2 separate regions of the Mus musculus genome follow, and region 1 is linked to region 2. A link is a loop called in an ENCODE intact Hi-C map of the cell type or tissue named here. Cell type or tissue: gastrocnemius. All regions are shown on one strand. Each heading gives the region's core, and the rest is flanking DNA. Links, peaks and the distances in the headings are about the cores only. Region 1 overlaps Etl4 (enhancer trap locus 4). Region 2 overlaps Etl4 (enhancer trap locus 4).

Region 1 (16,627 bases), core at 3,850-11,849, 110 kb after region 2:
AAATATGTAAGTGGAGCTTTTGATAGTTAAAACACACACACAGTAGGGCTGGAGTGATGGTTCAAGAACACTGTTTCAGTGGTTAAGAGCACTGGATGCTCTTCCAGAGGACCCAGGTTCAATTCCCAGCAACCACATGGCAGGTCACACCTGTCTGTAACATCAATTCCAAGAGATCAAACACCTTCACACAGACATAAATGCAGGTAAAACACAAAACACATAAAGTAAAAAATAAGTAAATTGTCTTGTTTTTAAACACACACACACACACACACACACACAGTATTTGATAAACTTAAAAGACGAGCCACTGGCCAAGGAACGCTATAGGAAACAGCAACAGAAACCATCCAAAAGTTAAGAAGGAATTATATTGAAATTCAGTGACCCATGAAACAGTATTACAGCGTCAGTGGGGAGAAGGAAACTATTACAAAGGAGAGTGGGTACAATTCTTCCAACCTTGATGAAGGTTATAAATCCACAAACTAAAGAGCCCAGTAAACACCTAGACTGGTAAACACAAAGGGAAACTCTGCAGAGGATACTGGAAGACTAGGGTTAATAGAGAAGACAGGCAGAGGGAAGAGCCACTTCATCCAGGGAAACACACATCAGAATTAATACTGACTTTAAACCAGCCATAAGATGAGACAGAAATCAGTTCAATATCATCTTCAAAGGCTCAATGGGGGTGGGAGTGAGGACTCTGTAAGAAAAGAGAATAAAAAAATTAAAAGAAAGAAAAAAAGATACTTAGTGCCAACTCTTTTATGAAGTCTGTGTTACTATATCTTGGTTAGCTTTTTTGTGATGAATACCATGACCGAAGCAATTGAGAGAGGAAAGTGTTTATTTGACTTACATTTCCCAGTCACAGTCCATCATGAAGGAAAGTCAAATCAAGAAGTGAAGCAGAAGCCATGGAGGAGCGCTGTTTCCCAGCTTGCTCTCCGTGGCTTGCTCAGCCTGCTTTCCTATACAAACCAAGGACCGTCGGCCCAGTGGTGACAACTGCCCACATGGACTGGGCCCCCCCACAATACTCAAGAAAATGCCCCACAGGCCAATCGGATGGATGCGACTCCTCAACTGACACTCCCTCTTCCTAGAAGTCTCCAGCTTGAAGTAACCAGCAGCTACACTAGGGACAAAACCAAAGGGTGGAACGTCTCAGACCAGCAGCCCTTCCAAAAATAGACGTATCAAGCCATAAACAAAATAATAGCAGTGAAGTTCAGTAATGTACTAAAAGATAATTATCTTTTAAGTATAGGAGTGTATTAGCATAGAAATCTAAGCAGCTGTGTTCGGCCTCATCAACAGAATCAAAGGCATATCCTCTCAGTAAACACAAGAGACCTGTGCTAGAACGCTCCATAGGTGATGGAGACTCAGCTGTCTCCAGGATGGAGGAACCTTCCTCAGCCCCAAGGAAGTGCTATTGGTAGTGAAACCCCACACCTAACCCCAGTAAAAGCAAGAACTCAGTGGAAAGAAATCAACTTTCACTTCTATTTTGAACTGCACTGTCTTATCAAATGCATCAAGGATTTGAACTAGCAAAGCAAAACTGCACATCTTCCTTGCAAACAATACGATTGCATGGGAAACCGAAAGAGATCTACAAAAGCACTAATTAAAAATAAGCGACTTTAGCAAGATCACCAGAATTGAGTCAAAACAAACTGTTCAGTATCTCAATACAAGGGAATGTCACTCAGCCATAAAATGAACTGCAGAAATAACATGGCTGGAGTCTCAAGAGCTCTGGGCTGGGCTGGGGGTGTGGCTCACAGGCATAGCAGTTGCCCAGTACATGCAAAGCCCTGAGTCCCAAGTCTGCACTGGGCCTGGGAGGACTGAATGAAAGAAGCCAGACGTCACAGAGAATGACTGTGTCATTCCATTTGCATGATATCCTAGGACAGGAGGAACCATTCTATGATGACAGAAGTACAGATGCTCTCCTTGGGCTAAAGGTTGCTAACTTAAAAGATCATGAAGGAAATTTCTGGAGTGACAAGAAAGTGTTGTCTCTCTTTTTCAATGCCATGTAGTGGTGGGCACATTTGTGGACTCGTGGAACTGTGTCAAAATGTAAGGATGTATCTCTTACTGCTTGTGTACTCTCTTTCAACAACTGAAACTTGGACCTTACCAATCCTCTCAGGTTCTGACAGCAGTTTAGGAGAGAGCTGTGGACCCACATCTCACCCCCTGCTTTTCTTTTTCCCTTTGCTGGGATGAATGGGGCAGTCTTATGGCCAAGACATAATAGCAGTAACAGGACAGGATAAATGGAGTAGGGAAATGGACTAAAAACTAACTAGCTCAGCATTTCTTCCTTTGGGAATCCCTCCTCACAGGGCCATGAGAATTTCCTTCTCTGTTCCCCTCAGCTGACTCCCACAATGCCTCCTGTCTGGAAAGGAGACAAAGCCTAGCCCTCAGGAATAGCTGCTGCTCCTCTACTCTGCTAACACAGTAACTCTAATATTATGTACAATTGTCTTCTTCCAAGACATCCATAGCTGCATTAGAAATGTTACATTAGATGTATCCACTATGTGCCAGAAAGTGTGCTCGTAGCCTGGAACAAGACTCTTGTCTAGATAGAAGAACAACTTGGGAGTCATAGTAAAATGACCTCTCTCTAAGCTGGATTGAGCCTACACTACCAAATAAGCCCAAACAAGTCACACGGCCTCTCAGGGGCGATTTCTACTTGCTACCTCTCAAATTCCAATTTGAAGGCCCTCCCAGCAATACTTGATATTTTGGATAGACATGCTGCTCCAGGATTGTCTGAGCTTGTTTCATTGTGGAGTGTAAGCAGGAGGGTGTAGCAGAGAAGAGAGTGTGTACTAACTAGCTCATGGCACAGTGATATCAACTCTCCTTTCATGAACCCTTTAGACCATGATGCTGTCCTTGCTAGTAAAACACATTCACCCAGGAAGTTTAAAAAAACATTCTGATGCTCAGATTGTCCCCAAAAGCAGCTAAATCAGTCGAGTCTCTCACAGGCTCCTTAGCCTCATCCACAACCTTTACAACTACTTAATCACGTATTGCTCTGTGTCTTGCATATCTAGCTCCAGTCACTGTGCCTCCATAACACAGCAGAGTCTGTGGCATTTGCTCCACGGCCCTGAATTCAAGCCCAACTTTTCATAGAAGGCAGTGCTGTTTATGTATCGTTGACCTCCGTATACAGTGTCACCCATAGACCTGCCACAGCCTCTGCAGCACAGCTAGGCTGAGCTCAAGGCTCATCCAAGCTGGTGGCTCACACTTCCTAATTCAACCACTTAGAGTCTGGATTTTCCACTGCTTTCTGTTAACAGTATGGCTGCTTGGGTTCATTTATTCAAAAGATGTTTTTGGATCCTCTTTCAAGAGCAGAAATTAGCAAGCGGGAGGGAAGGCCATTTCAGGAGGTGGAAGTAGCAGGCTCAAGGTCACTGTGACGGAAAGGGGCTCGGTGAGTCAGAAAGACCAAAGGATGTTGATGTGACCATGGGAAATGTGGGAAGATATCTGAAAAGAAAGTAGACAGGAAAGCATAGACAGCAGAGGAGGTGCATGTCTGCTCTGTACTGACTGATCCTAGAAGCACAATGAAGGGACCTTAGCAAAGCTGGGAGAACATGACTCTGAGTCACAGAGGTCATCAAGAACAGTACACACACTTCCTTATCAACACTCACGGAAACCAATAACCATAACCCGTAGCTATAATCTCTTTGGCCAGTTAATCACCATGCACTGACACTGGAGCCCAGTGGTGCCTTTGCACGTGACCCAGCTCACTCTTTTTTTTTTTGTTTGTTTGTTTTGTTTTTTGTTTTTTGGGGTTTTTTTTTTTTTTTTTTTTTTTGTTTTTTTTTTTTTTTTTTTTTTTGAGACAGGGTTTCTCTGTATAGCCCTGGTTGTCCTGGAACTCACTTTGTAGACCAGGCTGGCCTCGAACTCAGAAATCAGCCTGCCTCTGCCTCCCGAGTGCTGTGATTAAAGGCATGCGCCACCACGCCCGGCCCCAGCTCACTCTTATCTCATAATGAAGATCACAATGGGGCTTTGAAAGAGTGGCACCATGGTCAAAGTGTTCTTCCTCTCAGTGTGAAGAGATAATGGGGCAGATGACAACAGCATCCCCAGTCCTCTGAGGTGATACCTTGTAGTGGAAAAGGATCAAGAAACCAGTGCAAACAATTGAATGTTGCTCTGGTGTTTTGTTTTTGTTTTTTTTTTTTTTTTTGAGGGGGGGTGTCTTAGGGACAGTGGAATGAATAAAATACAATTGCTGCTGAAGCTGATCAAGGGTGTTCACTTTGTGGACATATGAAAACCTAGCAACTATTGGCAAGCATCTTCTGAAGGGTAGCTCAAACTTGCATGCTCTTTGTTCCATGTGATGAAGGACCAGTGAATCCCGGAAACCGTATGGAAATTATGGACTTAGATATAAATGCAGCCTTTGTCAAATCCAGTGAAATTAGTCAATTCCCAAGAGCCTTTGTCTCATCTGGACTCATTATTGCCCCATCAATGTGTAGTGCCACATGGTAAGGAGCTGTGATTCTACACTGTTGAGACATGAAGCCAAACAAATCAGAGAGCTCAGATTCGCTTTTTGAAGACATTCTGAAAAATTCCTGTCAACCCAATGGTTGTTGAGGATCTACAAGAACCTCAGAGTAGCTCTGCCAAGGAGAGCAGATTCTACATCAGGAGAGAAACGCGAAACGGAGAGCAAGAAAGCCTATCCAAGTGTCTGGGGGGAGACAAGGACTGAAGGCCTGGTTGATCACTGGGCTTTCAATGCTAGTACTCTTGACTCCTCTCTATAAAATCGTCTGTGAGAGTTTGTGGTGTGTTTGTGTGTGTGTGTGTGTGTGTGTGTGTGTGTGTGTAACAGCAGCCAAAGACTAGAAAAAACTCTACCTTTTTTATAGGCACAGAAGTTCAGCTGTCAGTTGCCTGATAAAACTTAGCCGTTCTCTGAGGAAGCAATCCTGTATACAGTCCTGTATACAGTCCTTGCTCTCTTCTCTTTCTTACTGAAATAAAGATTCAGCTGTGGGTTTTCTCTGTGCCCACTTCTGAAGACTGCAGGGCATTCAGGCTTCATGATAGCAGACAGATGAAGCCAATGGAGGCTGATTTCTTTTGTTCAACAGCTGCAGAACCAGGAGATTCTGAGGGCGATGATGAAGAAGGCTGAGCTGGAAATCAGTAACAAAGTGAAGGAGACCATGAAGAGACTAGAGGATCCGGTACAGCGTCAGCGCACCCTGGTGGAGCAAGAGAGACAGAAGTACCTCCACGAAGAAGAGCGGATTGTCAAAAAGTTATGGTGAGTCACCCTGAAGAGAAAAACTGTCTTTGTTCACAGGGTGACCTTCTTAGCTGGTATTTCTCTCCCTCTCTTTAATGAGCACCTATTGTGTAAGCTAGAGATCTGCTGAGCCTGGTATCTTTGTCCCAACTGTCCCTCCTTTAAGGTCTGGGAAACTCAGCAGGCCCCATGACAGTATATCTCTGGGCCAGGAAAATGTGGGGCATCCTTAGAAAACCACAGGGTTGGGGATTGGCAGGAGAATTGGGTCCATGGTCCTAATCACATCTCACAGTTGAACGGTATCATTCTCCTTGGCTTGGTGTCTTCTATGGGTCATACTCCTGCTTTGGAGACCTGCTTGGTACCTGTCTAGGCTGTGCTTGCAAAGACTGTAAGATCATGGGAGCCCACAATAGACCCTGAAAACCAACTCTAGAAAGTTGTCTTCTGCCTTCTGCATGCACAGTCACACAACACTAATTTAAAAGTTATGGAATACATATATATCTCCTTAATATTATCATATCTGTTTCTTATACCTTAAACAGACATAGACTAGGGTAACTGGGTGGATCCGTATGACAGGAGAGCGAGCTTAGGTAAGATATTCTAGAACCTGGCTCAGGGCTACTGAGAAGTAACGCCTGCTCTTTGCTGGCCCTTCTCTGTCCCTTTCCCTTCCTTCTAAATTCCAGAAAAGAAATACTCTGGTAGAACTGTTAGGCTTGGGTCCTCTGAACATGAGGACAGAGGAGTGAAAGTGGGGATTAAAGAACAGAAAAAAAAAATGAGTCAATATCTTTCATGGTTTTCTACTTGGAAATAACAGCTTCTAATAAGAGTCAGACTAAGTTCAGTTTAACAAACAATGGGCTTCTTTTCAACAAAGGCAGAATAAAAAGCAGCTTAAGGCCATGCTGAAATCTGGAGGCCCCATGAATGTCTGACGTCTTCTTGAGCAAAGCCTACCTATTTCAAAAGCCCATTGATGACTTTCAAAAGGCCGTCTGCACTCATTTTCAGCAGCACTGTCTCTTTTTCAATCTCTGAATTAATAAAAGTGGCCTTCAGAGCTCGAAATAGGAATCACAAGCACATGAATTGGCAGAATAATGGTGTCAGAGGTTCCCTGCTGCCCGTCAAAGGGGAGCAGAGTTTGGGGAACTTTGGGTTGCAGGGATATGATGCGCAGGAGGCAGACTGGGTAAGAGAAACTAAAATAGGAGTTTATCTGGATGGAGTGGCTTTGGGTCATGGAACATCTCCTTGGAGGAGTATTTGCATATTGACCAGTTTGTGGGTGGTTGAAGGAACTGGGGGCCCTGGAGTCTTAGCTTGGAAGGGCTTCATCAAAGCCTGAAAGAATGCAGGAGACTGCTTGGTCTACCAGGGAACCTCCCTCACCAATGGACCATTTAGAGGTCTGACAAGGATTGGCCCAGCTCCACCCCAAGGAGCAGCAGCTGCATGTGCCCTGTAGGTATGCTCACCTAACACCAGGTGTGTTTAACAGATGCAGACCCTAACGGGGCATCCTTTCATCAGAGATTTCTGTATCAGAATGGCTGGCATCACCAAATACTTCATCCCCCTGCTCAGAAGAGGTCAGATGTGTCACGTGTGACTTCATCCTTGTTGAATGTATGTCCTGCCCTGCTGGACTCCCTCCTGTGGCTGCATTAGCTCCTTTCTACTCACTCACCTAGAGGAAAGGGCCCATGTCTTGTGAGGCCATCCTCTCCTCCACTAAGGCGCCAGGAAGTACAGCCGCCATTCACTTACTGCCACCTAGTGGTCTTGCATTTCTTAGCACCCTCGTCCTTTAAGAGCTTTCTCTTGAATTTGCAGGCAACTTGAAAGGATACAAACACATCTGGGCAAATTGTTTTTGTTGTTTCAAGTGGAAGAATATAACTTGGCTGTGTTGGAGTTGATATCTGTTCTCTCTCTCCATCCCAACCCCTCCATCCGTCCCTCCCTCCCTCCAGAAATCAGATCTCTAAGTTCTTAGTTGTGAGAGAAGAGAGACAGTCATTAATGATGGGACAGTCAGGTACACTAGAGAGAGGCTATCCATTAGGGGATTTTGAGGGCAGTTTTGCTCTCTCTTTCCCAGGGATATTTGACCATGTCAAGGGACATTCACATGTGTCACAAATTATTGGAATTTGTGATTGCTTGCTACTGCTACTCAGCAGGAAGGGGCCAAGGATGCACATCCTTCATTGTGTAAGACAGCCCTGCACTAAAAATGAAGCTATATGGTTCAAAATGTCAGGTACTAAAATTGAGAAACCTGGTTGTCTAAAGTGAGCTAACACACTTCACTGTAGTACTGGTTCATACCCCCCTCTTAGGCTACCCCCAGCCCCCATCTTCTGCCTCCATCCTAATCTATCAGGACTCTCTCCCCTCTGTCTTTCTCTCCCTCCATTCCTGGTCACCAAGTGTGCACATTGTTCTCTTGGCTGGCATGAATACAACTGAAAGTTAAGAATGTATCAAGTGCCCACTCCACCCCCACCCGGGACCAATCTGAACCACAAATGACAGACACGGGAGAGCTCTCCCGTTGCTACCTTACATAGCCATGCAATATTGCAAAGCAAACTACTATCGACTGTGCTCCCACCTCCTCCTTGGAAGCTTAAGATAGGGCTGGGACACAGCAGAAAATGGGAGAGCCCCTGCTCCTGCACGTGTCCTTTCTGAGACCCTCCATGCTCAGTTCCATCTGCTCTCTGCCTCCCCACAGTGAGCTGGAGGACTTTGTTGAGGACTTGAAGAAGGACTCTTCCTCCACTGGCAGAGTGGTGACCCTGAAAGATGTGGAAGATGGGGCTTTCCTCCTGCGACAAGTGGGAGAAGCTGTGGCCACTCTCAAAGGTGAGCCTTCCACTGGAAGTGTGTTGCTTGGAATGTTTATGAAGCTTTCAGCTGGGCGGTGGTGGCGCACACCTTTAATCCCACCAATTGGGAGGCAGAGGCAGGCGGATTTCTGAGTTTAAGGCCAGCCTAGTCTACAGAGTGAGTTCCAGGACAGCCAGGGCTACACAGAGAAAAACCTGTCTCGAAAAACCAAAAAAAAAAAAAAAAAAAAAAAAAAAAATCAAAAACCAAAAAAACCGAAGAAGCTTTCAAATCTGGACCTACCATCCCATCCTACTTGGGAGGCTGAGGCAGGAGGATCCCTTAAAGTCAGTTGAGACCAGATTAGGGAAACAGTAATACTTTGTTTCAAATAGACATGTAAATAAATAAACAATCCTTCAAACAGTAAAAGATTCATTCAAGACTTCTTAGAGGACCTTTATAAAGGATGCTGAAGATGGAAACTAAACCATACAACTAAAACTTTCCCTTTTACTGAACTTACAGACATACCAAACTCGTTGAAAACAAACCCTAACTTTTTAGCCTTATCCATAATACACAGGGAATGGACCCAGAGGGGCTGTGACCTTATCCAAGGTCACTCAGTTTGACCATAAGATTTCACCCCGTTGCTTCCCGACTTGGTATTTCTCTGTGCTACCCTAGGTCACAGGAGTGGGGTGGGCATTGTCACTCTGCCTTCCTATTCTAAAAATCACTGCTGGTTTGGCCTGTAGGAGAATTTCCAACTTTGCAAAATAAGATGCGTGCTGTCCTGCGCATAGAAGTTGAGGCAGTAAGGTTCCTGAAGGAAGAGCCACACAAGCTGGACAGTCTCCTGAAGCGTGTGAGGAGCATGACAGATGTCTTGACGATGTTGCGGAGGTAATGTCACTGCCATGGTCCTGATGGGGTGGTTTGCCAGGAGGGGTCGCTCAAAGGCTGGTGTACATACAGGTCACGGGCTTTAAGAACCTACTCTTAGTATCATCATGACTTATCACTCTTTATTTATGGCATCCTGAGGAGAACCCTCAACTGTTTCAGCCCCCAAATGTTCGTTGCAATATGGCTTGAGGGTATAATTCCTCAGCATAGACTTTTGCATTGGCTCCATCCTAGGCTTTTAAATTACTAGTCATATGTTGGGCTTTTTTTTTTTTTTTTACTAGTTGGAATACTCTGACTTATAGGTGTAAGTAATATTTTAGTTTGAATTGAGTTTTTTGTCACTTCTTTTTCTAATCTTGCGATTAGATCACATCACAGATTAAGAACACTACAGATTTTATTTACATATTTCTATTACAATTAATCATGTGTTATAAATGTACACATGAATTAAAATAACAAAGATTTACACACAGTATTTTCATCTCATACATATGTTGGGCTTTAATGATAGTATATGCACCTGGATTTGATCCCCACTATTTTGAAGACTTAACAATAAATTTAAAAATAAAATTAAATACATAAATAAGTCTTTTATTTGTTTTGTAATAGTTTATGGATGAAGAACAAACTAAAGCACTGTTAGCCTCCTTCACCTTGAGGGCAAGGAGACTTAAAATCGAGACTCTAAGCCAAGTGTTTATCTACTGGAAGGGTATCTGAGAGCATACTGGTCCCACCCAGGAAAGAAGCTGAGCACCCCTAAGTGGACCCGCTCATCAAAGATCATTCCTGTGAAGAGAGATCTGGAGAAAACACTGTCTGATCTGTAGCTTTCAATGAATAATGAATCTCATACCCAGCATAAACATGCTTACAAAGGCTGTGGTGTAGCTCAGTAGTAGAACACTTGCCTAAGATGTGCTCAGCCATGAACACCAACACACACACACACATGGGGGGGGGGGGGTGGAAGAGAGGAGAAGGGGAGGGGGAGAGAAGTGGGGAGGCGGGGAGGGGGAGAGAGAGAGAGAGATTTCCTTCCAGGCAGAAGTAATATATCAGGTATGTCAGAAACTTTTGTAAAAATTTTGTTTCCTGGCTGTAATTGCCCTGGCACAGTGGTTCTCAACCTTTGGAAGTCAAACAACCCTTTCCCAGTAGTCATATTATCAGGTGTCCTGCATATCAGTTATTTACATAACAATTCATTACAGTAGCAAAACAATTTTATGTTTGGGGACTCACCATAATGTGAGGAGCTGTATTAAAGGGCCACAGCATTAGGAAGGTTGAGAACCACTGCTCTATCAAGTGTAGAAGAGAATTCATTGGCATGCAGCTAACTTTAAGGTAGATAAAGTGGATTACTAATCATAGGAAGTGTAGTTGACTTTTCTAGCAATAACCAACCCCAACTAATAACTCCACGAAGCAGGTATATAGTCAACTGCAGAAAACCCAGATGCCAAAGGAATTCTAAGTCCACATAGACCATCCAGGTTCCCAAAAGGTCATTCATTTTCACGTATCAAGTGACTTTTTTACTCCACAACAATAGAAATGGGTTAAAGTACTTCTTTGTTAAGCTGTTGCCCAAATGTTATAGACCTTGAACTCTAAAATAAGCCAGCCTCATTAAAGGAAAACAGTGGCCTGAGGGAGCAGCATCTCTTCTGGAAAACAGTTACAGGGTGTTCTTATACCCAACACTGCCATTGTCAGGATTTGTCTTAGAACCAGGGAAATCAGAGCTTGAAGAAGACGGGATCGCATGATTAAGCTCTTCAAAGACTCAGAGATTGAAGCGCCCAAGAGGGGCTATCTTGCTTGTTTGTTTGTTTGTTTGTTTGTTTGTTTGTTTGTTTTTCTAGAAAGAGTTTCTCTGTGCAGCCCTGGCTGTCCTGGAACTCACTCTATAGACCAGGTCAGTCTTGAACTCAGAGATTGGCCTGCTTCTTCCTTCCTAGTGCTGGGATTAAGGTTGTCCACCACAAGGCCCAGCTATAAGAAGGTGCCATCTTTACTGCCACCAATACATTATATCAAAGTACCTGAGACTCAAAAATGGCAATGTCTCTTGAATTCCAGAACATGTTACAACTGATACAAACACAGGGCTGTGTCTACTTCCAAAGATCTACTGTATTTTCTACTGAAGCCAGTGTGGGAATGGGCACATTGCTTTGAATGTCTCCCAAAGAGTCAGGCAAGGTAGTGCATACTTATAATCCCAGCCCCCCAGGAGGGATCACAAGTTCAGGGTCAGCATGAGCTATACAGACTGTCTCAAAACCCAATAAATCAGTTGTAGAACATTTGTTCGAGGTCCTGGGTACCACCCCAAGCACTGCAAAAAAAGAAAAATGAGACCACCAAAACAAAGGAGGATGGGGGTCTAAACATACCTCAATTTAGAGTCATGGTTGGCCTTGAATTTGAAGGACTTGATTGAGTCCACTTAAAGGGAAAGATAGCCACAAGGTGATAATACACACTGATAAGTCTCATAGTCTAAGAAGAGTTAGAAAGCTTGTAGAAGCTTCTGAGTGAGAACTGAGTGCATTTGGGGGCCTCACAGGCTAGGTCACATGGAGGAGTAATTATTACTAGACGTGTGTTCACTTCTACTTACCAACACCAGTAAGGGGCTAGTCTTGTCTGGACACAATACCATTACCATAAAAGAGACTATCTCTTGGGGCCGATAGCATGGCTCAGTGGACAAGAGCACTTGCCACAAAACATGAGGACCCGAGTTCAGATCCCTAGAATCCATGTAGTACCAGGTACAAATAGCATGAGTCCATCTATGACAAGATGGGAGATAGTGTCTGACTCCACACACACATGAACAAAGACAGACAGACTCTCTCTCTCTCTCTCTCTCTCTCTCTCTCTCATCTTTCAAAGGAAGAACTATATAGCTTTGGAAGATTGTCAAGGTAACCCTCACCCCTGAACTGCTCCTGAGTTTTTTAATGTTTTCATCTGATCTGGTACTGAAGCATGGCATTCAGATATATCACAGAGAAGGCACGGAGGGAGAGTCAGCACTGTTTAACACTGCTGTGCATGGTTTTTTCTAGGCATGTCACTGATGGGCTCCTGAAAGGCACCGATGCATCCCAGGCTGCACAGTATGTTGCCATGGAGAAGGCCACAGCTGCAGAGGTCCTGAAGCATCAGGAAGAGACAGCCCATGCCCCTGGGCAACCCCTCCACTGTAGCACTGGAAGCCCTGGCGATGTGAAGTCAGAAGTGGTGCCCCTATCCACCATGACAGTTCACCATGTACAGAGCTCGCCTGTGGTCATGCAACCTTCCCAGCACTCCTCAGCCTTGATGAACCCAGCCCAGAACTTGCCTGGAGGAACCAGACCTCACACAGCCAGCCCTCCAGCAATCACACAGGAAGTAACCTCTGCCCAGTCAGCTCCAGGCCCCCAGTCCCCTCAGACCCCAGTGAATGGTTCCTCCATGCAGAGCTTGTTCATTGAGGAAATTCACAGTGTGAGTGCCAAGAACAGGGCAGTGTCCATTGAGGTAGAGTCCTATTTCCATTTCTTACAATCCTATAAGTATAGCCCTTTCCTGCAAGGAATTTATATTCTGATTGTTGTGTATTTAAATACCAATGAATGTATATGCAGTGTGTGTGTGTGTGTGTGTGTGTGTGTGACTGTGTATTCACATGAATACACTATGAATCAAATATATAGTTTGACTAAAGATAGCTTTTTATTGATATTTGGGGTTTTGTTGTTTGTTTTTAGATTTTTGTAGAAAAAAAGAATACAGTTTAGGGTGAGAGAAAGGCCATCAGGTGTGAGAAGATGAGCTCTAACCTGGAGTGCTGGTAATGTTGAACAGCCAGCTCTCATGGAGAAAGACCTAACAGGAAGAATATGCCAGCACCCATGAGTGCAGATCTGGGAACTGGTATGCTCATAGGAGGTGGCTGAGTGTGGGCTTACAGAGAAATGGAGCAGTGAGTTTTCTGAGCCAGTGTAACCTCAGCCACCATGCTAAAGGCAAACTTGGAGAGAGTTTGCCTCTGTCCTGAAAGTCACTAGAACCTGTGTAAACAAGGAAAGTGCTGTCTTAGTGTGCTTTCTGCTGCTGTGATGACTAAAAGCAACTTGGGGAGAAGAGGGTTTATTTAGCTTCCAGGTTCTGGGTCACGGTCTACTGAGGGAACTCAAGGAACGAGCTCAAAGCAAAATCCTGGAGGCATGAGCTGATGCAGAAAGCATGGAGGAGCACTGCTACTGGCTTGGATGAGCACCCCTTCCTGGTTTGCTCTACCTACTTTTTTTATACACCCCAGAACCATCTTCCCAGGAATGGCACAGCCCCCAGTGGTCTGAGCCTTCCCACATCAATGATTAATTAAGAAAATGTCCTACAGATTTGCCTACAGGCAATCTTTTGAAGAAATTTTCTCAATAGAGGGTCCTCTTCCCAGAGAACTCTAGCTTCTGACAAGTTGGGAAGAGAAAAAAAAAAAAAAACTAACCAGGACAGGTGTTGAGGAGGATGTTCTAGAGAACAATGCTGGAGAAGGAAGGCCGAAGACAAAAAATAATGACTGATGTTCCCTGGGGAACATTTTAGAGATACATAGAAGATCTGACCATTGCCCTTTCAAAATGGTATCTTTAGGAAATAATCCAGAGATGTTACATAGAGTCAATTAGGATGGTGTGTCTGGAATGGAGGGAGCTGACTGGGAAGTTATTGTAGCAGTCTAAGAATGAAACTGGAGCAGTGGGCATCGTATGGAATTGCAGCAGTAGGAAGGCTTAAGCAGGAACTTTAGGAGTTGGAGGCCAGCCTGGTTTACACAGTCAGATGCTGAGGTGCGAGTTGGACAACAAAGCCTTTGCCCAGCATATGCTGGTTTCTGGGTTCCCCATCACTGAAAAAAACAAATCACATGACATTTTAAAAAATCATACTCTTTTAAATATATTTTGTTTCCCTCCCTAGCTCTCTCGTTCCCCTAATTTCAGAGCCTTTCCTCCACTCTGTCACCAACAACCTGGTCATACCTGACTTTCCCTGTCTTATACGTGCTTCCCTGTCTCACACATCACCAGGATAACATGGGGTGTGTATGGATGCCATATTAAAACTGCCATGGCCACACTCATGTAGCCTCTAGACGTGGAGTAGTCTTCAATCCACATGTAGTATCTGCATACTGATAGATGTCACCTGTTTCAACATTGCTTATTGAGGAAGGAATGGAAGGCAGTTGGTGGACCATGACTCTGTCCCCAGCACTGGACCGGGGTGAGGTGTAGGAAGGTTGCATTCTCTTACTTAAAGGATGTCAATGTGACATTTTTGTTTCATAAACATCTACTAATGAGCCTGATGGGCATAATTATCAATAAGATGTACATATTTCAAGTTGTGAAAGGATACGTAGGAATTCTCTCTGAAGATGCCTAGGGCCCTCCTTATCCCTGGGCCACTGCCAAATCGGGTATGTTTTATTCATTCACTGATCCCTACTATCCATCATAGGTTCTGGGTCGCCAGTGAGCCAGGCTAACCTGTTTATGGCTCACCAAGTACATGCCAGGTGGTCAGTGCTAGGGAGGAAAACACAGGAGTCTGGCAGTGGAGGAGGGGAAGTGTCTGTCTGTATACTGTAAGCCCTGAGCAAATGCCCCATCTCACTGGCCCACAAGATCTACTAGGACACAATGTTTCCAGCAGTCTTATTTTCTTATATCATGAGTAAACACTACTCATGGAGTGGAATTCAGCTTTCTGTGAAAATGAGAGGATAATATGCTTTTAATAATATAAGGGTGTTTTAAAATACTTACATGAGTCTTTATCATGAAACTTGACTATAAATGGTCTAAGCAAATACCATTTTATAAGAAGGGATGGCCCAGATGTCATATAGTAAATATTGAGCAGAATTAGAATTGAGACAAAGAATTTTTCTTAACCTCAATTTATTTTTGCAACTGATATATAAAAACATAAAATTGTACATATTAATAGAATACCATATGATATTTCAGTACTTGAGTGCATTGTAAAATCAAGACATAGATTTATACTGTGGTTCTTAGTGAGTGAGTGGGTTTGTGTTTCTGTTTTTTAAACATTCCTTTTGCAAAGAAAGTTAAATTTAGAAAACAAAGTTTTATAGTAGAAAACACCTTTGAAAAGCAGCATCCATACCCATTTTAATTTAGCATTGGCAGAAGTGTATGGGAACTGCTGAGTGGCCACCAGTGGCAGGTTTGAGCTTCTGAGATAGCTTTTCTGTGGATGAGTGTCACCTTGGCAATGTGATAGAAATGAGGAGACAGGCAGACTCAGATGGACAAGGGCATTGTCTCATGACATGCTGTTATACACCCCTTCAGCACTTCAGTATGAAATCTCTCACCTAAATCTTCTCTCCAGTTTTTAAGCTGTCTGTCATTGTTGTTCTCCTTTAGAAGGCAGAAAAGAAATGGGAAGAAAAAAGGCAAAATCTGGAACACTATAACGGAAAGGAGTTCGAGAAGCTCCTGGAGGAAGCTCAGGCCAACATCATGAAGTCAATTCCAAACCTGGAGATGCCCCCAGCTTCCAGCCCAGTGTCAAAGGGAGATGCGGCAGGGGATAAGCTGGAGCTGTCAGGTGAGAACCAGCCCACAGAAGGCCTTCTAGACATGTTCACGCTCACTGTCCTCAATTCAGAGTCCGGTTACCACAGAAGTTTCTGTGGGACAAGAGGACCATATCTTACTTTCTGATGGATATCCCTGGCTCAGAAGACAAAGTCACTTGCCACCAAACCTGATGACCCAATTTCATTCCCAGAACCAATGTAATAGAAGGGAAGAACCAACTCCTCCAAGTTGTCTTCTGACTTCCATGTGTAGGCCATGGATCTCTTTCTCTCCCTCTCCCTCTCCCTCTCTCTCCCTCTCTCTCTCTCTCTCTCTCTCTCTCTCTCTCTCACACACACACACACACACACACACACACACACACTACAATCTCTATACAAGTAAACTTCCTGAAGAAATCAAGACACTGGAGGGGTAGTTAATTCTGAGCCATCTCATCATATTTCTACCTTGTATAACTGCCCTCCTTGTTACTAATCTTTTCTCAATCTGTCAATGTCACATATTCTTATAATTGTTCCTTATTTACATAACTCATACACCACACATTTTAGGATAATGTCTTAATTTTCCTTTTCACTTTCATATTAAAAACTTCCTGCATAAATTATTCAGCTACCACCATGAATGTTTTTATTCAGTATATTGCTTTTTCTTCCTTTTTAAAACTACATTCTTGGAAGTAGTTCACTAATGCAAGGGCACCAAGAATATGTAGCAGTCACCTGTAGCTGTTATTGCTGGTTTCTATCTGTGTGTGTGTGTGTGTGTGTGTGTGTGTGTGTGTGTGTGAGAGAGAGAGAGAGAGAGAGAGAGAGAGAGAAATATCATTGTACAGTCTTATAAAATCCTAGTAGGT
Region 2 (16,627 bases), core at 5,234-13,233:
TATAAGGAGAAGATAGGTGTGAATGGTGCCTTGATTTTGCTTCCTTGTTGCAGATAATATCCAGAGCAGACTGGGTTCAGATGCCATTCTGGCTATTCAGACAAACCCTAGCCCAAACAAAAAATGCTATATTATTTGTATGGTTTCAGACATTACATTAGCTATCTTAAAAGGCACAATGTTGCTTATGTTAACAATACTACTACTATTTTTAAATTTTTTAGCCATCTATGTTTATTGTTGTTTGGTATTGTCTTTAATTGTCTGTGTGTATATGTGTGTGAGGGATATACATGTGAGTGTGGGTGCCCACACGCCATGGCATGTAGGAGGAGGTCAGAAGATAACCTTTCTACCTTGTTTTAGAGGCAGAGTCTTGTTTGTGCTGGGCCGAGTATTGCTGAATTGAACATTCCAGGCAGGCTGACCCTAGTTCTCTGGGCAAGCTCTCATCTCACTGTAAGAGTGCTAGGATCAGGGTTGGAGAGATGGCTCAGTCGTTAAGAGCACTGGCTGCTCTTCCAGAGGTCCTGAGTTCAAATCCCAGCAACCACATGGTGGCGCACAACCATCTGTAATGGATCTGATGTCCTCTTCTGGTGAGTCTGAAGTCAGCTACAATGTTCTCATATTATTTATTAATAAGTCTTTATAAAATGTTTCTTTAAAAAATATTTAAAAAAAGAAAAGAAGAGAAAAGAAGAGGGAAGAGTGCTGGGATTGTAGACGCCTGCCACCCACCACATGGGGTTTTATGTGAGTTCTGAGAATTGAACCCGGGCCATCAGGCTTGCAACTTTTTTCAACTTGTGGAGTCATCTCTCTAGCCTTTCCTTCATTTGCTTTCTAACTGGACACGTATATAAGGTTCAGTGTGGAGTATGCTAATGTAAATGGCGTATGTATGTAAAAGATACTTTCTGATCAAGTAAGGACACCTACCATTTTATTATTTCATCTCCAATTAAATCTTAAACTAAGATCTAATAATTCCATGTACTTTGGGGGTACATTGTGATGTCACAAGTACACAGAGGGTCCTGATGCATTGGGGTGATTAACATTTCTATTGTCTTCTTATCAGCATTCCTGTTATTCATAAGACATAATCATTATTGTAAAATACAGACCATTTGTGGCTTTGCACTCCATGCTGGCGAGAGGCTCTATTGAAGTCTCTGCTGCTCCAATCTTACTGTATGTGCTTAGCAGCAGCAAGCACTCAGTATCATTTTTTAACACTGAATTTCAAGCTGGGTGTGATCATGCATACTGGAAATCCCAGTAGTTGTGAAGCTAAGTCGGAAAGATTTTTTGAGTGTGAGGTAAGAGTGACTTACAGAGTAAATTTGAAATCAGCTTGGACTGTGTTGGACCTGGCTGTCCTAGAACTAACTAACTAGCTCTATAGACCAGGCTGGATTTGGACTCACAAAGATCCACCTGCCTCTGCCTCCTGTGTGCTGGGATTAAAGGCATGTGCCATCACCACCGGAAGAAGAACATAGGGAATGCTCTCTCTCTCTCTCTCTGTGTGTGTGTGTGTGTGTGTGTGTGTGTGTGTGTGTGTGTGTGTGTTTCTCTAGCCTGGCAGTTAAGTCACAGAATCAGGACGTATGAACCCCAGATCTCACTCATTAGCTGCATCTTCCAGTGTTATCTCTGGGACCCCAGGGACTAGCATACAACTTGGGAGAACACTGCTCAGGACAGGGGGAAGACAGACAGAGCCTTCCTACTGTCACCAGCCTGCAGCTTCCATGTGGGTTAAAGAGCACTGTGCTCTTTTAGCCACAGTCATCCCTGAGGCAAGAGCCAGGCTGGCAGTGGAATTTCTCCTTTGTGCTTTGCAGGAAATGGGGTGGGTTGGGGATGTCAGGTCTCTGTGAAGATTCCCCCCCCCCCCCCCCCCCGCCTGTTTTGCCAAATAAAGTAAAGATAAGAAACTCCTGTGTGCCTCCCCTATCTATCCCTGGGAACGGAGCCTGTTGGATAATGGACCCTTTGTCTTCAAGGGAGGAATTTCCTTCGGCTGTCAGGGCAGCTGGCCTTGCAGGTGGATACCTGCCCTGCAGGGGAACCCCTCCTCCCGGAGAGAGAGAAGAGGCTAACAAAGTCTTGCTTAAGGGATTACTGAGTGAACATTTGTGGTTCCCTGTGCTTGTGAAAACTGCTCAGCCTCAGTCTAAAGCCAGTTTTTCTTCAGAGTGCCTATAAACCCATAGTCAAGAGGTTCAATCCGTTACCTAGTGAATTCAACTAGCATAGAATTTTCCAACTTCTGGAGAGAAACAAAAGGACTCAGGAAGAGGAGAGGACAGGAGATGAGAGACATAAGAAGTTGGTCAAAAGAGAGGCTGTGGCCTCAGAAAATGAGGGCTTTTGGGTCAGCAATGTTACTGCTGCCCTCGACTTCCTCCTTGTGGCCAATTTAGGAATTTCCTCTGGGATGCACCTAGTGCCCAGGGTACAATTGACTGGGGTTGCTGAGCCTATGGAATGGAGGGAAAATCTGAGTCACCAGGAGCCTGCACATGCACTCTCCTTTCCAAGGTCCTTACTCAGCCTTGCCTTGATTAAAGAAATCCCCTTGTGTCTGGTCTTATTTAACACAAGATGCACAGAAGCACAGTCCCGAGTCCCAGTACAGAGGACTACAAGTGTAGCTGTTATACCCACCCCTCCCACCCCCACCTCCACCCCAGCCTCAGAGTCATGGCCTTGTAAGTAAGCCCTTGTTGGTGCTGTTTGGAAGCGCTGTGTGTCTTTGAGTATCTCTGTGTTGTCATATTGGTCAGAATTGATGGGGGGGGGGGGCGTTTTCAAGACAGGGTTTCTCTGTGTAGCCCTGGCTGTCCTGGAGCTCACTCTGTAGACCAGGCTGGCCTCAAACTCAGAAATCCGCCTGCCTCTGCCTCCCGTGTGCTGGGATTAAAGGCATGCGTGCCGGCTAGAGTTGAAAATTTTAATGAATCCGCCTAACATATTATCAGTTAGATCAGCAGTTCTCAACCTGTGGGTAGCACCCACAGGAAAACACATGTTTCTGATGGTCCTAGGAATTCAGGTACCGCTCAGCAGCAACAATTACAGTTATGAAGTAGGAATGAAAATAATTTATGGCATGGGGTCACCACAACATGAGGAGCTGTATTAAAAAGTTGCAGCAGTAGGACAGTTGAGAGCTACTGATACAAATGCATCAGTTTGTCCATTACCTTGATCTTTATTTTTTATTTATTTATTTTTTTCCTGAGACAGGGTTTCTCTGTATATCCCTGGCTGTCCTGGAACTCATTTTGTAGACTAGGCTGGCCTCGAACTCAGAAATCTGCCTACCTCTGCCTCTCGAGTGCTGGGATTAAAGGCGTGCGCCACCACACCTGGCTATAATTTTTATCATCTGTTCATTTTAGGCCAGGAATAGTGGCCCACCTGATAGCCCTGCCCTGCCATGTCAATACCACTGACAGCACCTGGCTGCTGCTAGAGCGTACTGTTGGTTTTATGCATGCTCTTAGATCAGACAGGCAGTGAGGAGAAGTCACCATTGTACATAATAGAAAGTATTTTCTCTGCCCCAAAGATGTTCTGTAGTCTGCCCATTTAACCTTCATTCCTCACCAACTCCTGACCACAAGTGAGCTTTCCTTTCACTGTTGTTAGAGTTTGATTTTTCTAGGACATCCTACATTAAGAATGAGACAACTGGGGTTGGTGAGATGGCTCAGTGGGCAAGAGCACCCGACTGCTCTTCCGAAGGTCCGAAGTTCAAATCCCAGCAACCGCATGGTGGCTCACAACCACCTGTAATGAGATCTGACGCCCTCTTCTGGTGTATCTGAAGCTACAGTGTACTTACAAGTAATAAATAAATAAATAAATAAGTCTTTAAAAAAAAAAAAAAGAATGAGACAACTTAGCTGGGCAGTGATGGCGCACGCCTTTAATCTCAGCACTCGGGAGGAAGAGACAGGCGGATTTCTGAGTTCGAGGCCAACCTGGTCTACAGAATGAGTTTCAGGACAGCTGGGACTACACAGAGAAATCCTGTCTCAAAAAACAAAAAAATAAATAAAAAGAGACACTTTGGCCCTTTCAGATTAATAGTGGAGTAATACACATTTAACTTTCTTCCATGTCTTTTTGCTACTGGTAGTTAATTTCCCTTTAGCACTAAATAATATCCCATCATCTAGATCAGTCAGTTTATCCATATTCACCCTCTGTGATGGTTTGAATATGCTTGGCCCAGGGATTGGCTCTATTAGGAGGTGTGGCTTTACTGGAGTAGGTGTGTCACTGTGGGCATCGACTTTAAGACCTTCATCCTAGCTGCCTGAAATCGAGTCTTCTCCAAGCTGCCTTCAGAACAAGAGGTGGAACTCAGCTCCTCCTGCACCATGCCTGTCTGGATGCTGCCATGCTCCCACCTTGATGATAATGGATTGAACCTGTAAACCAGCCCCAATTAAACGTTGTATTTTGTAAGAGATGCCTTGGTTGTGATGTCTGTATACAGCAGTAAGATCCAAACTAAGACACCCTCTGATAAACATCTTTGTTGATTTCAAGTTTGGATAGTTATAAATAGAATAAAGCTGCTGATGAAAAAGTATAATGTAAAAGCAAAGTTCTAGGCCTTTAGGCCCAGGCTTGAGAATGTGACCTTTGTGACTCAATGTTCCAAGGTATGCTAATCATAAAACAGATTGCTACATTCCTTCACCCACCCGCTTCCTGGGTTCAAGGAGTGTTCATTCAAAGAAAGTCACCCTGACCCACCCTGACCTTTGCTGGAACCCTCTATGCAAATGTGCTATTGTTAGGGGCTCTTAGAAACTGCCTTGAGAAATAACCCGCACAATTACCAGGTATTCCTTGTGACTCTTGTGACTTTGCACTTCCTTGTGACTCTTAACTGGTATTTTTGGTATTTTCCAACAACACCCTCCCCACCTCCTTGAGTTGTGGTTTCTTTCTTTAATACCCCCTTACCGAGCTACTTGGGGTGCCATGGTCCTCTACCCCTGCGTGGTGTATGACGGTGGGTCCGAGAGTGCTCTTGAAATAAAAGTCCTCTTGCAGTTTGCGGCGAGACCATTTCTCGTGAGTGATTTGGGGTGTTGCCCCTCCTGAGTCAGAACGTGGGGGAGTCCTCACGTTGTGGGTCTTTCATTGAGAACATCTGTGTGTAGGCTTCTTTGAATAAATTCCAGATAGCAGGATTATAGATCATATGAGGAGGTTTTTTAATTCGGCTTCATTGTAGATCCCTTTAAGGGTAACTCTTATAGGGTTTATTTTTATGTCTGTATGTACACACACTTGCACCTGAATGCAGATGCCTGCAGAGGCCAGAAGAGTGTCAGATTCCTGGGGCTGAAGCTGTAGATCATTGTGAGTCACCCAGTATGGCTACTGAGAACCACGTCCAAGCCCTCTGCAAGAGCAGGTGTAAGACCCGAAGAGCCTTACATCCAGGATGTCCCACTCACAGAAACACAGAGATGGAGATCGATACAACAAGCTAGAGGTTTATTGATCCAGTGCGCTGGGACTGTCCTGCAACCAGGAATCTCCTAAGCACACACTTTTTATACAGTTTAAGGGTAGACTTAGGTAACAACTTGAGTTGGTTTAAGCCCATTGTTGGCCTATGCTGACCTTTTCATTCCCCCCTTTAGAAATGGTAATTAGCCTCTCCCTTCCGGAGGGGCAATTGTTTCAAGACCTTCCCAAAGTTCCTAAGCAGCATTGATGGCCCCAGGTGAGGTGAAGTCTTAGTCACCAGAAGAGGGAACTAAAACCTTTTTGGTTGTTACCTGCATCTGCCTCTGTAGGTCGGGGCTTCCTTGTAAAGCTTGTTTTGCTGCTTCATTCCGGAAAGGGAGTGTTCAGCACAACCTTTTAGCGGAAGATCCCCAGTGTGCAATTCTAGCAAGGTATTTCAGTGGTCATCTTATGTTCTCTAAGGTCACACACAGGATGCTCCCTTAACTGCTGTGCCATCTCTTCAGCTCCCAGCATGGGCTTTTGCATTAACTCTTGATTTTCAAAAACATGAGATCGAGGCAATGTTGTGGCTGCTAAGGTATTTGTAGAGGCCTTGAGCTCTGCACTAGAGGCTGCTGTGTACCTGTAGCTCCTTGATTTTACAGCACTGCCTCTTCAGATGTTACCCAGGGATGTGAGATGCCATTGCTGTCTGACCCTGGCCACAGAGCCTGGTCCTGGTTACCTTTTTGTAGCTGTGACAAAAAATCATGAACAAAAGCAATTCGTGTAAGGAAGAGTTTATTTTGGCTTGTGGTTCCAGAGGGAGAATCCATAACACCAGAGAGACATGACAGCAGCTGGCCAGAGCAGGAAACTGAGAGATCACATCTCAGTGGCGCACAAGGAGCAGTGTAAACCAGAAATGCAGTGAGACTATAAACTTTCAGATTCCACCCCCAGTGATGTGGACTGGAGGCTCCCTGTCACAGTCCTAAATGATCCATAACCTCCAGAAACAGCTGGAGACCACCTTTCAAATACAGGAGCCCCTGGGTGTTGGGAATGGGCAACACTTTTATGCACACTTCAACAGGCTGAGTGGGGAAACCTATTCTGCATTATACTTCTATATGGAGCATACTTTGTCTTTGTAGTTCTCAGGATGTGCTGTGTGGAGGCTTGGCACCCTGATGGTGGACTCTGAAGTGGACAGACCTCAAACTCCCTCCGCCTTTACACATTTGCCCAGAGATAAACCTGCTGTGTTTATAATTATTCTATGTGAATAATTCTATGTTGCTTCTGAGTATTTCGACAGTGAGAGAGATGTTGAGGGGCTAAGCATGATTTATTCTCCAAGGGACTCTTAGGACATGTATTTGGAGAGGAATTAAAAGCAGTAGGGCATACATAAATGCATGTATGTATGTATATTCGTTGTGTCTGTTCACATAGCCATAAATATAAGCGGTTCTCTGTATTCGCTAGTTCTGAATCCTTTGATATAACCAGCTACAGGCCAGAATTATTACAGGACTGTGGATAATGCTCAGTAGTACAATTCTTGTCCAGCATGTCCAAGACCCTGCCTGGCCCTAACATAAAAGTCTTTGAAAAAAAATAAGTTGAATCTGTGCCACATATGCACAGACTTTCTTTTCCTTGTCACTGTTCCTTAACATATAATAATTACTTAAGTAGATTTTCAGGTTGTGTTAGGTGTTTGGAGGTCAGGGGATTCCACCAGTTTCTACTCAAGGCATTCAAGCACCTCCATCACTAGACTGTGGTGTCTCATGAGATCTTGCCTCTAGTCCACTGTGGATGCTGAGAGACCACTCCTGGCATGAAAGGTATGAACTTATCATTTAAGAGAGCCAGTCCCGAGCTGGGCGTGGTGGCGCAAGCCTTTAATCCCAGCACTTGGGAGGCAGAGGCAGGCGGATTTCTGAGTTCGAGGCCAGCCTGGTCTACAAAGTGAGTTCCAGGACAGCCAGGGCTACACAGAGAAACCCTGTCTTGAAAAAAAAAAAAAAAGAGAGAGAGAGAGAGAGAGAGAGAGCCAGTCCCAGTCAGATGATAGCCAAACAAGGCTACCTCATGCCTAGGGCTGGCCAAACAGCAGCACCAAGAAAGAAATGTACTCAGCCAGGTTCCGATGCCCTCAGCTTTCCTTCAGACTTGCCTTCCGTCAGGTGCTCCAGCCATCTAAGTAAACACTCACTCGCTGAAGTTCTCAACAGAACTTTGTGACATTTCTCCTTCACCCTCTTTTCAGAGGTTAGAAAGGATTAAAAGAAAGCTAGTTCCCTCCCACAAATGTGAAAAACACTGTCCCGTAGAGTTTGGTTTTTTTAAATAATTTCCATGAAAAATCACCCCACTGATATTAGGTCTGCCGTTTAATGACGGAGTGGTGTCCATTTAATCATGGTGCCTGTCTGGAATGCAGCATCGAGAAAGTAGGGTTGGTGTCTGGCTGCTCCTTAGTTGGCCTTTGGGGAAGGAGTAGCCACAAGATGTCCCCACCCCTCCGTGTGCCCTCAGGAATTTGCAAATGAGGCTCTGTGAAAATAAGAACTGCATCAGCAGCTTCCTCTGGGTACCGCCAGATTTTGGAAGGTGGACCAGACTCCAGAAGAACTGCTTTAGAGAGCAGCCCTGAGTAAGCCCGGCAGAGGTCCTGCATATCTGTAAATATAGACTGAAAAACCAAAAACCATTTAAAACAGTAGAGAAGGGTTTAGTCCAGATGACGACCAAATTCATCAGGTGGGGGTGGATTGCTGAGTTTATGGCGGTTCTACTGCAAGGCATTGGCTTTGATGGTGATTGCTCCCTGTGGTGACTTAAAGAACAGAGGTCCAGGGAATCAGAGTCTGCATCTTGGTGCAAGACCGGGGAGGGGAGAGGGGGGAGAAATCAGCCATCTCCAAAGGTGGAAGCCACCAGTGTGGGGTGGTGACTGAAAGGACTCAGGCCCGTGCAAGTGCACGCGTGTGTGTTTGTGAGTGTGTGTGGTGTGTTCACTACTGTGTGTACCATACCACCTGGAGCCTTCAGGCTTCAGGGAATTCTCCTCTGCCTCCCATCTCCTTGTGATAGCAGAGGAATTATAGATACATACTACTTCTCGCAACCTTTACGTGGGTCTGGGGAATTTGAATTCAGACTCCTGTACTTGTTTGGCAAGTGATTTGCCCATTGAGCCATCACCTGGAGCCTAATATCTAAAGCATTTCGACATTTGTTTTCCCAAGTACTGTCAGTGATTGCAACGCAGTGCTGTATTGGGCTGGAGCGATGGCTCAGCGATTGGGAGCATATACTGTCTGCACTGCTCGGAATTCCCAGAATGGATGGGCACCTGTGTTCTTGTTTGCACACCTTCACACAGAAACATGTGAATCCACTTAATTAAAAACAATAAGCCAGGCAGTGGCAGGCAGACTTTCTGAGTTCAAGGCCAGCCTGGTCTACAGAGTGAGTTCCAGGACAGCCAGGGCTATACAGAGAAACCCTGTCTCGAAAAACAAGCAAACAAAAAAAGAGTGCTTTGTAGCAGATGAATAACTTTGGGTCTGTCTATCCTTGATCATCTTGGCCACTGTTAAAGCAAGTCCTGGAGTGTTTCCTAGAGAGTCAGGTTCAAGGCCCTGACCTGAGTAGTGCAGTGGGTAGCTAAGGTGAGGGTGTGAGTTGCACACTCTTATCTCCTCAATGTGTGCCTACTCTGTTGCTGAGGCAGGAAAATGGGTCGTCCCACCACACTGCATGTGCTAGGGTCTGAGTGCTGGGTGGCACATCAGCTGAACATGTTCTCAGGTTTTTTTAGTGTCCTCTGCCGCTGTCCCCATCCATCGCTAGGTTGGTGTGGTTGTGTGGTTCGGGTACTAGGTGTCCATTTTTATAGCACTGACGATCTGGTGTGGCCAGGTACTGGGACACTGCTGGCAGCTCCTACCAGGTTACACCTGCCCGGAATGGCAAGGAGCTCCTGCTTTGGCCGATTCTGCTGTAGCCCATTCTACAGTAAAAATCCAATTTACTATTTCTGTAAACCACTTGATAAGTTTGTATTGGCCTTAACTAGCAGCCGACTCCGTTGCTTGCACTTGCATGCTGACTGGTTTTTCTCTATTTACATATTGTGTTGCTGTTGTAGCTTCATTCCAAGTACTGTTAGGTGCAGACTGCCTCCATCTAGAGGCTGGTCAGTGAACTGCAAGTGGGTTGAGTAGCAGCCTCCTGCTTTCTCAAAGATAACAATTTCATGACATGACCTGATGCTAAATAAAATAAAAGGTGAAATAAAATAGTTAAAATAAAGTAAAACTCTACACACAGCCCAGGAGACATTAAATATATTGAATTGCACAACAAGAAAAAAAGAAAGAGAAGTTATACAGTCATGAAAAAATTTCCTCTATAAAACAAGCTGCTTTAGGTTAACAAAAATGGTAGCTCTTACACAGCCCTAATTGGGACGACTTTACCAAAACCTCCCTTAAGAGCTCAGGGATCCATGCAGAAGAGGAGGGAGGAAGATTGTAACAGACAGAGATGATGGCGACTTCAAGAAAACCACATCTTCCAAACATAGCAGAGCTGAGACACCTATGAACTCAGACTGTGGCAGGGCACACGAGAGTGTGTGAGTGAAACTCAGACAAAATCCCTGCACAGAGGAGGGGTATATGCAAAGTGCTAATCCAACCATGGATGTATTTGTACTTGATGCCTGCTGGAAGAGGGAAAACTGACTTTCTCTAACGCAGTGTCTCTGGGTGTATCAGCCACACTCCAGGTGTCTCTGGGTGTATCAGCCACACTCCAGGGTCGCTTATGCCCAGGAGCATTGAGTCAAGACAAATGACGTTTGGTTTTTCAGTGCACTTTTTGATTTGTTTGTTTGAATTTATTTATTTATTTATTTTGTTTTGTTTTGTTTTGGAAAGAGAGACAAAGAAAGGAGAGAGGGAAAGCGAGACAGGAACAGAGACTGTGACAGAAGGAGAGAGAATGTGAAGTTGGGTGAATAGATAGGTTGGGAGAGTTGGGGGAGGGTAAAGAATATGATCAAAATATATTCTATGAAAAGATTTAAATGAAAAAGAAAAATGTTGGCGTTTAGTTTTCTTACATTTGGTAAAATAAATGTCCTGGGGGAAAAATTGAGTCAATATTTTAAATAAAATGTGGATTTGGGGCTGGTAATGAGCCTCCAGTGTGACTATTTCAGAACTCCTATGCACAGGGACTCAAGCTCACCACTGGCTGTGCCTTGGGAACCAGTATGAGGTGAGTGAAACGTGGACAGATTCTACAAATAGATTTACTGCACCAAATCCAACTAGGGATGAATATGCTTACAAGAAGCAGTGTAGCCACGTGATGCGTCTGCACCTACGCAAGTCGACCAGGCATGGTGGCATAAGCCATTAACCCCAGCACTTGGGGATAGAGGAGGAAGGATCTATATAAATTCAAGTTCAGGCTGATCTACTCTTTGAGTTCCAGGCCAGGCATAGCTACACAGGGAGGTCTTATCTCAAAGAAAATACAATTAGATATTAAAAATCTTATGCTGGTAAAACTCGGGTTGATATTCTAGAGTTGATTTTTTTGGATTTCAGAGTAATTATTAAGTTCTATGCCTTTTATAGTTTGGCTGTGACATACCTCCCACATAAACGCCTAGGTGTGAGCGTGTGATCCTAGGCTAATTGGGAAGTTGGGGAGATCTTTGGGAGATAGGGCCTGATAGAAGAGGGTCCCTGAGTGCAGAGCGGAAACCTTTTAGGGCTGCCCCATCCCTTCACTCTACCTCCTCGGCATGACTAGACAGTTTTCTGCCTCTGCTGGCATGCTTTTCCCACCATGGTGGACTGAATCTTTCAGTGGTTGTAGATCATGATAAATCCTTTCACCTTTTGTCACTGTTTATCATAGCAACAGTAAAGAAACCAAGACCGCACACTTCCATAATGGCTCTGTAGGCAGGCAAGCCTAGGAAACACATTGACTTGGAAGGCAGTTTTGGTTGATGTGAGCGCTCCGTTAGAATGTTGGTGGGTCACAGATGAGGCACATGGTAGTCTCGAGCATTGAGCAGGCTCCCCGGGAAGATACAGGTCTCCCATGCTTTTGCAGCCAGCATGTCGGTAAGCCTGGTCACCATTTAATAACATTTACATAGAACATTTCAGGGTTGAAGATGCAGGCATGAGACTGAAATAAATGAAAGGAAACAGAAATTCAAAACTCCACAGAGGGGGAAAATTAGTCTTGAAATTAATGTGAAGTAGATCTTTCTCTGTATTACAGCTAGGAAGTCTCACTCTAACCCAGATCACTAGCCAAGGGTTTTTGGTTTTTGGCTTTTTTCTCTCAGATGTAAAAAAAAAAATATTTACTTAAAACAGAATTCAAAGTTTCAAAGACAACATGGAAGCCAGCAAGGCAAATAATAAATAAATAATGTTATTTATCCTTCTAGATCCAAAATAAATTTGACTTGACTTAATCAAAAAACAATACAATTCTAAAAGCCATTTAAATGAGTATTTCTACAAGAAGCAATTAAATGTAGTATGTGTAGCAGGAAATTAAGATGAGGATAATTGCTGTAACTTTAACCAGGATGAAAAAGCAGACAAAAGGAGAAAGGTGAGTTAAGTTATTTTAACTGAAGTGAGTTAAGTGGGTTTTGTTACTTCAGAAAAGGTCTATACCAGCTCATTAGGATGAAAATGTTTTAAATTATGATAAAAACAATAATATGTTAATGTTCTTAAGATCCCTTTACGCAGTAATTGTATTTCAATGATTTCTTTACAAGGCTATTTTGCTGATAGATCTTTATATTAAAAATTGAAAACCCAATGACATGATAGTATATCACTCTGGCCAAAGGGTGCAGCCAAGGAGCTGTAGGTTTCTGTGGATCTTATTAGATACAGAGAAGGAGTAATGCCTCACGTGATTGGTGCTGAGCTATCAGTATGGATTCTGTATGAGGGGAAGGCACTTCTGTTGGAGAAGAACACTTGGGAGACAGGCGCGTTGAACTTCTGGATCTCAAAAGAAGATGGAAGACAGAATCTCTTCTGTCGTGACAAAATCCCAGTGTTTTGTTTTGTTGAAACACGCTCTCATGTGTTTGACCTTGAACTCACTGGGTAATGAAAAATAACTTCAAACTCCATATTCTGAGATTACAGGTGTATGCCACCATACATTTTGACTGTATTTTGGGGGGAGGTTTGTTTTTTAAATGTGTATAGGTGTTTCTCCTGCCTGTATGTGCACCACATATTGCAGTACCACAAGAGGCCAGGAGAGGGCACTGGGTCTAGTGGGACAGGAGTTACACAGAGTTGTGAGCCACCATGTAGGTGCTAGGAATTAAAACTATATCCTCTGAAAAACCAGCCAGTGCTCTTAACCACTGAGCCATCTCCCCTGCCCCTTGACTATGTTCTAACAATACCAACGGCCAGCCTCAGATCTCTTTATCAGTGGCATTAGAAGTATCGAGTTTAAGATGTCTTAAAGCACGGTGGTGCAATCTTAGCGCTCTGCCTGAGGTCACCTGGCAGCCTGCTGGATGCCACTGCCAGCATCAAGCAGGATCCGTTTGAGTGACATAGAGAGGTTTGCACCCCAGCGTTATTTCTAGTATTGCACAGAATAGTCTTTAAGCTAGTGTGAAAATATGAATGGAAGCAGAGGCATGCAGGCCTCTGTGAGTTCAAGGCCAGCATGGACTGTAGGGAGAGTTCTAGGACAGCCAGGGCTGCATAGAGAAACCCTGTCTGTAAAAAAAGACAATAAAATACATTATATTGGCAGCTGCTCTGCAGCGATCTTGTTAGAATAAGAAGTAACATTGTTGGACTCCTTGCAGAGGGCTAGTCAGTTCTTCCGTTCCTTCCCCAGGGCAATTCACTAGAATTTGTTATCTTTGTGAATGCAAGATTAATTATAGCTACTTTTTTCCATTAAAGAGATAATTTAGTTAGTCCTTGCCAATTTCACACATATACCTGATTATATACATAATACAATCTGATTAGTCTACACTCCCACCACCATACTGGTGGCTCAGATCTTTAACCTCTGATTTTGTTTCCCCTTTCATTTAACTAGAGCCAGGCCTGTGTATATGCCCATTGGATCAGGACTATACATTGGGCCCTGGTGCCATTGATAATGCATGCATTTTTTTCCTTTAATGAAAAGTTCCTGGTCAAACTAATTTGTTTTCTAAAAGCTGGCTTCCCAATGGAACCTTTTATATTCTTCTAACTCCGTAAGAGTTTCCACATGTATTTTCATACCAGCTTAAAGACTGCTTATTCTGTGCAATACTAGAAATCCCTCTGGGGCACACGCCCATCTTATGTCATGGACCTGAGCAGGTGCTCCCTGGTGCTCTCATCCTGGCAGTGGTGTCTAGCAGGCTGCCAGGTGACATCAGGAAACAGCTTCTTGGCAGGTTCTCGTATTTCAGATGGTGTGCTAAGAACACAGGAAGGCACACATTCTGCATGACTGCAGGACCCGCGTGTACGTCCTCTGGTCTACTTTCCATTCAACTTTCTCCACTGAGCATCGTGATGTGGACCTGAGATGAAGCAGGCCTTAGTTCTGGAGCCAAGGCCCTGTTCAAAGATCTTAGAGGGTGAGATTTCCATCTAGCATAGCTGCTTTTGAACACAACAGCAGGTGGGCCCCATCACATGACCCTTTCACTTTCTTGAGGCTCTTAGGAGCTCTTATATGTGGAATTACTTAAATCCTATCCCCCCAGAACTTCAGAATGTGACTGTGTTTGGAGTCAAGATCTAGGTTAGAAAGAGGTCAGAAAGGTGGATCCTATTCCAACGTGGCTAGAATCTTCATAAGAAGAGCAAAATGATGAAACTCCCCTGTTTTCTAGCTGTCTCCAATCCATGGAAAACGGGGACCAGAGCTCAGGAGAAACCCGCTCTGACAACATATTGGTCTTGAGTTTTGAGATGTATTTCTGCAGTTCAAACCTCTCTTGCCTGCCTTCTCTCCTCAACAGCCCAGAGTTGCCATAAACAAAGTGTGTCTTTCCTCCAGACACTAAGGCTATGTTCATCAAGCGTCCCCTTGGTTTCTAACCCAGCTTCTTCTATGCCTGTGCACTGCGTCAGACTGGAAGTTTAATACAGCCCAGAGAAAAACTGAAACCTTAGTTACCTACAAACTCTCTTCTTATGGAAGCTCCCAGGCTCCATCCTCACGTTCAGCAAACAATCATTGGCATCTACAGGACTCAGCCGTGCCCCACCAGGGCAAGTTGCTGTTTTCGTCCTGTCAGGTTTTGAGTTCTCAATAGTTTGAAAACATCATTAAACATTATATTTCCTACAACATCTCCATTTTTCAGACTTTGCTGAGGTGTTAATTGGCTTTAAGACATCTCTAGCTAAATGTCTTCCAACAATATAAAGTAATAGTAAAAATACATTTTTTTCCTCTGTGTCCCTCCCAAGTTTTGCCCACCCACCCCCGCCCAAATTTGTGTCTTTTATATTAAAAGTCTGCCTGCTTTCTGGCACCGTGAAAGGTGCCATTGTGAGTTATTTAAAATATATATAAATGAAATCTGGTTCTTGTATTTAAAGAATTTGGCATAACTGAAGTCACATGTAAGGTCTGACTTTAAAATATACACACAGCAAAGACTTCACAGATGAAGATCTGCTTAGATTCAGCCATGTGGGCCTTCCTGCCGCTCCAGCCGGCAGCCCATGGCAACCTACCCCTGACAGGCTCAGCAGAGTCTTATAGTAGCAGGAGACCTGTCACTCGTCAGACCTCTCTCCGGTCATCAGACCCTACTTTTCCCGCTTTCCTAAACAACCCTGCTTTAAGTATCTTACTCAGAGAAGCCCACTCTGGCGTCAGGCTCACAGCCCTCACTCCCCAACTTCGGCAGGCATTTTGCCTTTCATCTTTCTGACCTGGCCTCCTGAGTTTCTTTTCCTTCCCTTTCTCCTTTTCCTTCCTTCCTTCCTTCCTTCCTTCCTTCCTTCCTTCCTTCCTTCCTTCCTTCCTTCCTCCCTCCCTCCCTTCTTTCCTTCCACCCTCCCTTCTTTCCTTCCTTCCTCCCTTATTAAAAAGAGTATTGCTGTATACCTCAGATAGCCTCAAACTCACAATCCTCCTGCTTCAGCCTCCGAAGTCATGCTGCTATGAGGCTGTGCCACTGTATCTGGTTCTCCTTGGTTTCTGAGTCAGAATCTGGTTGAAATTTGAGTATTTATTGTTTGGTCTAGGGTCCCAGAACAGCTCTAAGGCACTAGCGTGCCCTTGTTTAAAAAGCAAACAAGCAAGCAAAACCTGTTATTTCAATGTAACCCAATACGAGGGCCTGTTAGTCCCTATGGAGAATGTGAGTTGTTCTTCTCCTTGTGTAAGAAAATCTTGAGGACTCCTGTGGAAGAGTGCAGAGACCAGGCTCAGATCCTAATCTTCATCTGTAGGAACTCTGCACACATGACTAGCACAGCCCTTGTGAGGTAGATGGCTCTGTGCCCTGCTAAGAGTTTGGAAGACATCCTGATGGGCTGTCTCTCCATCTCTCTTTTCTGTGCCTATTTTTGATCTCTACTTGACCTCTGAACCATCTTTTCACGCCACCTTCAGCTTTCCCTCATAGATGGACTTAGAAGTGTGCACAGTATCTTCTGTACAAGTTCTTTGGACCCCAGCTGTCTGACTTTCTCATTTGATCACAATTGATCTCTGACTTCCATGAACATCACAAACCCACACATAACTACACACATACGTGCACACATGCGCGTGCACACACACACACACCACATCCCTAGTCCCTGTGATATTCATGTCACTCTACAAAGTAGGTACAGGAAATCATGCATTAAGAAATTCATACTAATTATGTAGCACTCAGAGGGCTTGATACCTTTGGCAACAATCAGGAAAGAGCCATAACCATCTGATTTTCTGGAACTTATGTTTGATCAAGCCGGGGATGTATAAGCTATGTATGACAGTTGTGTTTCTGTGAAAGCCATGCAAGGTAAAGGTTACAGAGACTTCTAGAGAGATAGACAGAGAGAGGCAG

Evidence for each region. Hi-C counts contacts between places; a loop is a spot of excess contacts. Peaks named below come from ENCODE experiments on the same cell type or tissue, not always from the same donor. Only the 100,000 strongest peaks of a DNase experiment are listed, where the experiment ranks them.
Region 1: a loop joins it to region 2, with 5 times the contacts of the local background. A loop is called at or near these places in 18 of 42 quality-filtered maps.

Annotation. Positions count from the first base shown.
Region 1 is chr2:20,772,837-20,789,463 of GRCm38, forward strand. Etl4 (enhancer trap locus 4) reads left to right here. Exons shown (of 22, transcript NM_001081006.1): 11 at 5,190-5,365; 12 at 8,106-8,236; 13 at 8,962-9,109; 14 at 12,208-12,664; 15 at 15,592-15,775. Among named protein-coding and RNA genes, the nearest start is that of Arhgap21, 190 kb to the right of the region's middle. In gastrocnemius, for the core only: CTCF peaks have their summits at 5,298 and 7,138 (motif pointing left); DNase peaks (open chromatin) are centred at 5,300 and 7,118.
Region 2 is chr2:20,663,742-20,680,368 of GRCm38, forward strand. All of the region lies in intron 4 of Etl4 (enhancer trap locus 4), which reads left to right. Among named protein-coding and RNA genes, the nearest start is that of Arhgap21, 300 kb to the right of the region's middle. In gastrocnemius, for the core only: a CTCF peak has its summit at 12,842 (motif pointing right); DNase peaks (open chromatin) are centred at 9,451, 9,700 and 12,846.